Regions from separate parts of the Mus musculus genome. Here region 2 is linked to region 1. A link is a contact called in ENCODE POLR2A ChIA-PET data. All regions are on one chromosome and are shown on one strand. Each heading gives the region's core, a stretch centred on a gene start or an enhancer-like site at or near the end of the contact. The rest is flanking DNA. Distances are from core to core; before and after follow the strand shown. Region 1 holds the start of Zfp36 (zinc finger protein 36). Region 2 holds the start of Sars2 (seryl-aminoacyl-tRNA synthetase 2).

The links. ChIA-PET counts read pairs that join two places held with the same protein, here RNA polymerase II (POLR2A).
Region 2: POLR2A ChIA-PET joins it to region 1 with 10 read pairs in embryonic stem cell. The contact joins the promoter of Sars2 here to the promoter of Zfp36 in region 1. POLR2A ChIA-PET finds 5 or more read pairs at or near these places in 3 of 5 experiments (Patski and embryonic stem cell).

What each region holds. Positions count from the first base shown.
Region 1 is chr7:28,376,449-28,381,151 of GRCm38, reverse strand. It overlaps Zfp36 (zinc finger protein 36), which reads left to right and starts at 1,924. Exons shown (of 2, transcript NM_011756.4): 1 at 1,924-1,978; 2 at 2,659-4,368. The coding sequence starts at 1,955. The coding sequence ends at 3,594.
Region 2 is chr7:28,739,658-28,744,360 of GRCm38, reverse strand. Sars2 (seryl-aminoacyl-tRNA synthetase 2) reads right to left here and starts at 2,393. Exons shown (of 16, transcript NM_023637.3): 1 at 2,079-2,393; 2 at 24-119. The coding sequence starts at 2,345. It overlaps Mrps12 (mitochondrial ribosomal protein S12), which reads left to right and starts at 2,540. Exons shown (of 3, transcript NM_011885.5): 1 at 2,540-2,596; 2 at 2,807-2,874; 3 at 4,122-4,703. The coding sequence starts at 2,826. The coding sequence ends at 4,492.

The DNA.
Region 1 (4,703 bases), core at 675-3,174:
TATGGCCCGCCCTGCTCACGGGACCAGCCCAGGAAGGCCCCTTGGCCCCAGAAAGCGCTGCACCAGGGATTCCCCCCAACCCCCTCTCCTATGAGGCAAGCCAGTAAGTAGCCTGGCAGAATCTCCCTACCTCGATACGCAACGCACCGTGTGAGAACTTCCCAGCATGGTAATTACACTCCTGGCAATGATAACCCCCATACACAAGAACTCTTTTTCACTGGAGATATCCTTGAAATAACACTTTTGACTTGGGTGTGGCGGCCATGCCTGTAATCCTAACACTACTTGGGTGGTGGAGACTGGAGGATCGCAAGTTCCAAGCCGGCTAAGGAGACCGACTGAAAAGCAAAAACCTTACAGATCTCCAGAGAGTTGAGTTAAGACTGCTTGCATTACTAGAAACCCATTCAACGTTGAAGGTGGCCCATTCTTTCAATAGAGCAGAGCTTCCTCCCTAATAAAAGACGTAAGCTGTTCCAACCTTGAGTTTTCGGAAGCAAAACCTCTTAATTTAAACTGCAGCTTGGGTAAATGTGCTATCCAGCCATGCTAGACTAGGGGGTTGGAAGGGCACTGCTGAGCTACAGCTCAGAGCGGTCCCTACCTGGACCAACTGTCTTACAGGTTCTGTGCCTTCAGGTTTAAGTTTTTATTTCGCCTTTCTATCTTTCTGTAACCCACTTCCTCGCCTAGATTTGTTTCCCAGTCCCCTCTCCCTGTCTTACTGTCTCCCCACTTTGTAAATGTCATCTTTTTTTCTTTCTATAATAGGGTTGGCTCTAAGGAGTACATACCAAGTCGCTGAGACTTCGTTTTACTTCCTCCTTACCTTCGTGGTTTCTCTTTTTTTTTTTTTTTTTTTTTAAAAGTAGGACCTGGAACTCAATCAATAGCTTAGTCTGACATTGAACGCCTGATCCCCCTTCCTCCACCTCCAAATGCCAAGATTACAACCATATGCCACTGTCTTGTCTTTTGTTTTGTTTTTCAAGACAGGGTTTCTCAGCCGAGCATGGTGACACACGCCTTTGATCCCAGCACTCCGGAGGCAGAGGCAGGCGGATTTCTGAGTTCAAGGCCAGCCTGGTCTACAAAGTGAGTTCCAGGACAGCCAGAGCTATACAGAGAAACCCTGTCTCGAAAAACAAAAACAACAAACAAACAAAAAAGACAGGGTTTCTGTGTGTAGTCCTGGCTGTTCTGGAACTCACTCTGTAGACCAGGCTAGCCTCGAACTCATAGAAATCCGTCTGCTTCTGCCTTCCAAGTGCTGAAATTAAAAGTTTGGGCCATCAGTGATCTGGCATCTTTTTACTTCCTAAGAAAAGGGTCTCACCAAGTTACTCAAGCTGCCCTAGAACCCACTGTATAGTGGAGCCAGGCCTTGAACTACCAGTCTCCTGCCTCAGCCTCCCTGAGGGGCCGGAATCACAGTCCTAAACCAGCAGATCCTACTTGTGAATGTCTCTCACTGTCTCTTTGTTTTTCTCTCGGCTTCTGGCCATCTCTGTCTCTTCCAACTTGTCTCTCCCCGCCCCCGTCTGTCTCACACGCACACGCCCTCAGTCTCTGCCCTTGTCAATTGTCCCTAGAGCCCTGCCCCCACTTCTGCCCCAGTTCTCTTCCCGACTGCCTTCCACCTCTGAAAAACACTAGGACGCCCCGCTACCATCACCTCCAGTTGGTCGTACACAACCCTCCCTACTACCCCCCGAGAGGGGCCGGAGCTGCGGGAGGGCCAAGTTCAGGCACATTTTGCATGCTAACCAGCAGATAGGCGGAAGGGGCCTAGTACCAGGCCGGCCGAGCTACGCCGCGGGGGCGCGTCCCGGAAGCTCTAGTGGCCACGCCCCCAGGCCGCCCCATAAAAGGAGAAAGCTCCTGCTGCGGGCCACAGCCTGACTTCTGCGAACCGACAGTCGGTCTCTTCACCAAGGCCATTCGCGCCACCATGGATCTCTCTGCCATCTACGAGGTGAGTACCTGTTAGACAGCATCCCGGGATCCCCGACGCACCAAACTTAGGCCCGGGACGCCTCCGTACCTTCTCAGACTAGCCCTGGCTGGCTGGAAATGAGAGAGGGAGCCAGCGAGCCTAGCGCCTCGGTCCAGATACCGGCGATCCCCTTGGGACGAAAAGCTGGCACACTGCTGTCACTCGCGTAGGGCGGAAGCGGCATCACACCTGTCTAGTGCCCTTCGCTGCCCATGGCGCGGTTTGGTGGCCAAGCAGGTGCTAAGGTTGAGGTAGGGGGGGAGTTGACAGGGTAAGAGTTCTAGAGAGATCTGGCCTCCTGGGTCAGCTTTGGCCGGCTCCTTCAAGTTGTGAAACGAGCGCCCGGTGGGCGGTCATATGGGGGGGGGGGGAGTCCTAGAGGCCCAAAGTTGGCGAGCAGCAGTGTGCTTTGATTTGGGGGGGAACCCTCTCTCGATCGGGGATACTGGGCTTCCTAGATCCTTCTGGATTACCTTCAGTCATGTGGAAACACTCAAATCTCTGTAGTCAGGTTCTCCCTGGAGTTTGTGTGAGCCGGGTGGGGCTCAGGCCGAGAACCCACAAACCGGACTGGCAAGCTCGTGAAGTGCTTTACAACAGGGGCGGGGCGACGTCACCTTACCTTTTCTGGTGGCCTAACCGAACCCTGTTCCTCTCAGAGCCTCCAGTCGATGAGCCATGACCTGTCATCCGACCACGGAGGAACCGAATCCCTCGGAGGACTTTGGAACATAAACTCGGACTCCATCCCGTCTGGGGTCACCTCTCGCCTGACTGGCCGCTCCACTAGCCTGGTGGAGGGCCGAAGCTGTGGCTGGGTACCCCCACCCCCTGGTTTTGCACCTTTGGCTCCCCGCCCAGGCCCTGAGCTGTCACCCTCACCTACTTCGCCTACTGCAACTCCCACCACCTCCTCTCGATACAAGACCGAGCTCTGTCGGACCTACTCAGAAAGCGGGCGTTGTCGCTACGGGGCCAAGTGCCAGTTTGCTCACGGCCTGGGTGAACTTCGCCAAGCCAATCGCCACCCCAAGTACAAAACGGAACTCTGCCACAAGTTCTACCTCCAGGGCCGCTGCCCCTATGGCTCTCGATGCCACTTCATCCACAACCCCACCGAGGACCTAGCTCTCCCTGGCCAGCCCCATGTGCTGCGACAAAGCATCAGCTTCTCCGGCTTGCCCTCAGGCCGCAGAAGCTCGCCGCCACCTCCAGGCTTTTCTGGCCCTTCCCTGTCCTCTTGTTCCTTTTCGCCTTCCAGCTCCCCACCGCCCCCTGGGGATCTTCCACTTTCCCCTTCTGCCTTCTCTGCTGCCCCTGGGACCCCTGTGACTCGAAGAGACCCTAACCAGGCCTGTTGCCCCTCCTGCCGAAGGTCTACTACCCCCAGCACCATCTGGGGGCCCTTGGGTGGCCTGGCTCGGAGCCCATCTGCCCACTCTCTGGGATCCGATCCTGATGACTACGCCAGCAGCGGCAGCAGCCTGGGGGGGTCAGACTCACCTGTCTTTGAGGCAGGGGTGTTTGGGCCTCCCCAGACCCCTGCACCCCCAAGGCGTCTCCCCATCTTCAATCGTATCTCTGTCTCTGAGTGACAAGTGCCTACCTACCCAGTATGGATCAGCTAGATCTCAAAGAGAGGGCAGGGACTGCTCATTGCTGTGGGGACCTGGGGCACTCCTCTAAGTTAATAAGTCCCATCTTCTGGACATTCCAAGATGCAATAACCCATTTCCCTGGTGCTGGGCTGGGGCAGGTCCCTAGTTTGCAAATTCAGTGTTTGGGTGGATCCGTTCCTAGGGTACCTAAGATGTTTGAGGGAGACAGTTGACAGTTGGTCTTCCAGGCCCCAAGTCTTCTGTTGTTTTTGAGATAGGAGCTTATTATGGTACCCCAGGCTGGCTTTGAACTCAATATAATCCTGCCTTAGCCTTTTCCAAGTTCTGGGGTTACAGGTATGCACCAGCCCCTCTGCAACTCTGGTCTCCTGGAATCTTAAGTGCTGTGAAGAGCCGGCTCCCACAATACTATCCTAATTTTTACTAGACCCTGAAGTTCAGTGTCCGGTGGTCGAAGCCTCTCCTGAGAATCCTGGTGCTCAAATTTCCCTCCTAAAGCAAATAGCCAAAGCCATTGCCAAATCCCTTCTCCCCCAACCAGTGGGCCCTTTATTTATGACGACTTTATTTATTGTATTAAGATTTTATAGTATTTATATATATTGGGTCGTCTACTCCGTTTTTCTTTTTGTAATGTTAAAACTGATACTGTATTAAGTATATGCTATAATATATTAATATATTGCTACCGTACAAGTCTATTTTTTGGGGGGGGTTGGAATTTTTAAATAAAATCTTGAGTGTGAACTGAGATGAAATTTGTCTTTTTCGCGGCTCACAGCCTTGTGATGGTGGGTAAACTGACCTCCAGACCTTTCCGTGAGCAGTGCTGCCTGGGGGCGCTTACCTGGCAGGAAGTGACGTTACCAGCCCGGGTGTTCACCTGAGGAGGCGTGGCGAGATGAGGTCACCCAGTAGGAACAAGGAGAGCTAGTTCTGGCGTAAGGGGTGCTCTGGTCCTGTCCCTCCGGCTCTTGACCCAGCTCGGGCAGGAACGGGATGTTTCCGTCCCCACAGGGCCAAGGAAGGAGGGCGGGGTGGGGCGGGGCGGCGAGGACGGAATGTGCGGGAAGGCGAGCCCAGGC
Region 2 (4,703 bases), core at 1,144-3,643, 360 kb before region 1:
CCCTGTTCCCCATGCTCACTCACCAGCAGGGCCCGCACTGCCTCTGCCACAGCCTCCTTCTCTGCCTCCAGGCTCCGGATCTGCTCTCGAAGCTGCCTCAACTCCTGCCACGTGGAGATCTGTGGGAGAACACCACAGTGAAATGGCCACTGCTCTGAAGTCTCCTCTGCCAGGCACCTGGATGGCAGTGGGGGAGGGGCACTCTCTTCTCCCATTAGCACTATGACACCCAGAAGCTGGGGTGGGCACACAGTTGCCCTGAATCAATGCATTTCCCAGTTTACTTTGAAGCCACTTCTGTTGGTATGATCACGACCAACCAACGGAAAATCATGGAAGTGTGACTCTTTTATTTATTTATTTATTTTTAGTTTTGTAAGACAGTGTATTTATGTACAGCCCAGGGTGGCCTTGAACTTGTAATCAACCTGTCATTCTCTGAGTGCACTAACACACGCCTGGCTAAGTCACCTCTTTAAAGGTGACTAAACTTTTTCTTTCTTGTTTATTTACTTTGTGTGGCTGCAGCATGGATGTCAGAAGACAGTATACGAAGTCAGTTCTCTCCCAGGGATTGAACTCAGGTCGTCAGCTTGGCAGTAAGGACCTTTACCTGCTAAGCCATCTCCCCTGTAAATATAAGGCTCTTCTGTAAATATAAGGTCTCCTTATGTAGTCCTGGGTACCCTGGAACTTGCTAAGGAGACCAAAGATCTGCCTGCCTCTTCCTCCTCCAGAGTACTTCATCACCACACCCAGACAGACCTTTCTTCTATTATTATTATTATTTTTTATTTATTTATTTATTTTTTTACAAGACAGGGTTTCTCTGTATAGCCCTGGCTTCCTGGAACTCACTCTGTAGACCAGGCTGGCCTCGAACTCAGAAATCTGTCTGCCTCTGCCTCCCGAGTGCTGGGATTAAAGGCGTGCACCACCACCGCCCGGCTCCTTTCTTCTATTATTAAGCATGTACGTGACTTTCTTGTGTTTGCGCTTAAATGAGGGGTCAGAAGACAATTCTCTCAAGAATTGGTTTTCTCCTACCACCAGGAAATTGAACTCCGGTTATCAGGTTTGGCAGGAAGTGCCCTATTTGGCTTAGCCACCAGTGCTTACTGGTGAAAAACTAAACATGACAAAAACTTGAAATATGGCTAAAGTGATTGACAATGACTGGTGGTGTGAGAGTCTGTAGTGACCTGAATGAGAAATGTCCCCCATATCCTGACATTTGAACATGGTCAAATGATCAGTGGCTGGTGATGTTTGGGGAGGCTTAGGAGGCGTGGCCTTGCTGGAGGAAATATGTTCCTGGAGGTGGGCTTTGAGAGCTTAAAGCCTCGTCCTGCATCTAGTTTGAGGTCTGTGCTTCATGATTGTGGTTAAAGATGTGTGCTGTCAGCTTACTGCTCTGTGACCTGCTGCTATTCTGCCATTCCCTACCAAGCCCAAAATAAATCCTTCTGTAAGTTGCTTTGTTCATGGTGTTTTATCAAGGCAACAGAGTTGGGAAGATTCATCTATTACATTCGGAATTCACTACCGGCATGGAGACCCCCAATTTTAGTTCCCTATAAGGTAGAATTATGGCGCATAGTCTTAACCTCTGGATCATAAATACATGAACAGATATACCTTAAATATCTGTTTAGCAGGTATTTATCCATTCAACTCCATCAGGATGTTTATAGCAGGATGCAAAGCTCTGTCTCCAAAATTCCCTCTGATTCACACCTCCCTCCTCATTTTTCTTTGTGGCCTAAGGGTGAGCCCGGCACGAAGTTTGAGTACAGAAGACAATGGTATTTAGGTTCTGGGAGTACAGTAGATACCAACTGTCGAATTATGAAATGCATGCAAAAGGGCATGTAGGTCACAGAAGGCATCCACGACGTTCAATAGGGCCTCAGTTCTCCCTAGATCATTGGCACCTAAGTGGGTGTCATGCACAAGACATTGCCTAACTTGGGAAGGAACCCAAATTCCTGTTGAGTAGTTTTTCCCACAACTGGAATGCATCTGGTAAACCCAGTTCTGTAAAGCATCCTGCTCCCTCAGGGCGCAAGCGCACTCACAATCGCAGGCAGGTCGGCCGGCCGCAGCTCCCCCTTGCGGAGCTCCAGGGAGCGCGCGGCTTTTTCTGGGCATGCGCACACCGACTCCATGTCCAAGTAGGGAAGCTCGCTGTAGCCCTCTCGTGCGTGTTCGTACAGGAGGTTCCGGACTCGTTTCTCCGTAGCGAAACTCCTCCTTGGGTTCTGGCTGCACACGCAGCGTCCTCGGGACCGGAGCCCCTGGCGAGCCAGGAAAGGCCACCAAAGCCGCGCCATGGACGCAGCCATCTTGGAGTGGAAACAAGAAGTCACTCATCATGGACGAGCCAATCAGACGCGCAAGGAGATTTCCCGCCCAGGCTTCAGAATCCCTTCCAATGAGGAAAATGGAACTCAGCTAGAATCTGTTATTGTCCAATCGTCATCCTTGTCCCGTCCCTTCAGTGACGCAGGAAAGATCTAGCCAATCACTAAGGAGGAACCCCGGAAGGGGCTGGAGGTAGGGGTTGGCGTGTGTGCGACCCCGCTAGGTTGGTGAGGTGGGTGCAGTTATCTGTGATCCAGATCTCTCCTCTCTCCTCAGTTTCCCCTTCCAGTATCCGGGCAAGGGCGGTTGGGTCCTTGGGGGCCTACTCAGAAGGAGACTGAATTTGCGAGGGGACTTTCTGTTTTAGAGGAGATTCTAGAAGGCTCTGAGAGTGGGTTTCTGGTCCCAACCTCCTTTCTGAATGTCTTCTCTCCTAATACAGGGACGCTGCAGGCGGCGAGATGTCCTGGCCCGGCCTTCTTTATGGCCTCACCACGTCCCTCAGTCGTGGTAAGTGAGCATGGGCCACAGGGACGAGGACAGCTCCCTGGCATTTGCGTGTTTTTGCCAGATTTCGGATGGTATCATCTTTAAGCACGGTGCCTTTTCTATTTTGGAGACAGGGTTTCACTGTAGTCCAGGTCAACTTCCAAATCACTTTGTAGACAGGATGGCCTTGACCTCCTGACTACCGCTTCAATCTCCCAAGTTCTGGAGTTACAGGCGTTTTCTACCACGCTCCCGGCTCAGGGGGCAGGAGGTGGGAAGGTCCTGTGTTCTTAGAGTTTAAGTCAGTCTTAGTCATGGCTCCCCTGCATCGATAGCGGTGAATCCCTGAGATTGCATTGCCTGGTGATATTCTGTCTTAGTTTGTGTAAGTGCACTCTCGATGTCCGTGTAACAATCATACCAACAAATGCTCCTTTCTTGGCATGTCTCCCTGCTTAGGTGTCTCTCAGTAGTGTTTATTCCTTCAGTGTTTATTGATCACCCCCTACAGGTGAGAAGGCCAAGCTAAGAAGTTTAGTGGTGGCGCACACCTTTAATCCCAGCACTCGGGAGGCAGGCAGATTTCTGAGTTCGAGGCCAGGCTGGTCTACAAAGTGAGTTCCAGGACAGCCAGGGCTACACAGAGAAACCCTGTCTCAAAAAACCAAAAAAAAAAAAAAAAAAAGAAGAAGAAGAAGTTTAGTTATTCATTCACGTGCTATTTTTCTAATTCTAAGACGGGCCACCCATTGGAGGACAACTTTTATGTTCCTAGACATTGCCCAGACATCAGGTTTGTACACAGTGTTCTGAGGGAGGCAGGCATTGGGTATTCCATTCACATGGTATTTCGAGACAGGGTTTCTCTGTGTAGCCCTGGCTGTCCTGGAACTCACTCTGTAGACCAGGCTGGCCTCGAACTTAGAAATCCGCCTGCCTCTGCCTCCGGAGTGCTGGGATTAAAGAGCAGTCAGTGCTCTTACCCTCTGAGCCATCTCGCCAGCCCGCAACCAGTGCTCTTAACCACTGAGGTATCTTTCCAGCCCCTGTATGAATGTGTGTATGTAAGTGCAACCCATGGGTGTGTCAGATCCTCTGGAACTAGAGGTGTGTGAGCCACCACTGTGGGTGCTGCGAATCAAATGGTCGTCCTTTGCAGGAGCAACAAGTGCTTCTAACCACGAGCCATCTGTCCCCACTGAATAGTCTTAGACTTGGATTCCTATCTAGAATACGGAAACCTAGTAGGCCCTCTTGTGTCTCTCCAGGCCTAGCCCTCGCTCCCCAGCTCTGGGCCGCCCGTTCCATGGCCACCCTGAACCAGATGCACCGCTTAGGCCCCCGGAAGGAACCCCCTAAGCGTCTGGGCCCCACAGAGGGCCGGCCCCAGCTGAAGGGTGTGGTGTTGCGCACATTCATCCGAAAGCCGAAGAAGCCCAACTCCGCCAACCGCAAGTGCTGCCGAGTCCGCCTCAGCACAGGCAAAGAGGCTGTCTGCTTCATCCCCGGGGAGGGCCACACCCTGCAGGAGCATCACGTGGTCCTCGTGGAGGGTGGTCGCACCCAGGACCTGCCTGGGGTCAAACTCAAAGTTGTGAGGGGCAAGTATGACTGCGGCCACGTGCAAAAGAAGAAATGACAGTAATTCACAGTGGTCTGGCACTCGATCCTTGGAAACGGGTTCTTCCTACTCCCGGGTCTTGGGCTCAAATCTTACTGTGATTCAGCAAGACTGTTGTTAACCTGCAAGAGTACTGAAGGTGAATTGGAAGGCAGTACCCCTGTGCGTCCATGTTCAGTGTTTGCAGGTTGACCTCATGTGCTGGGATGGGGTTTGTAATAAATATATC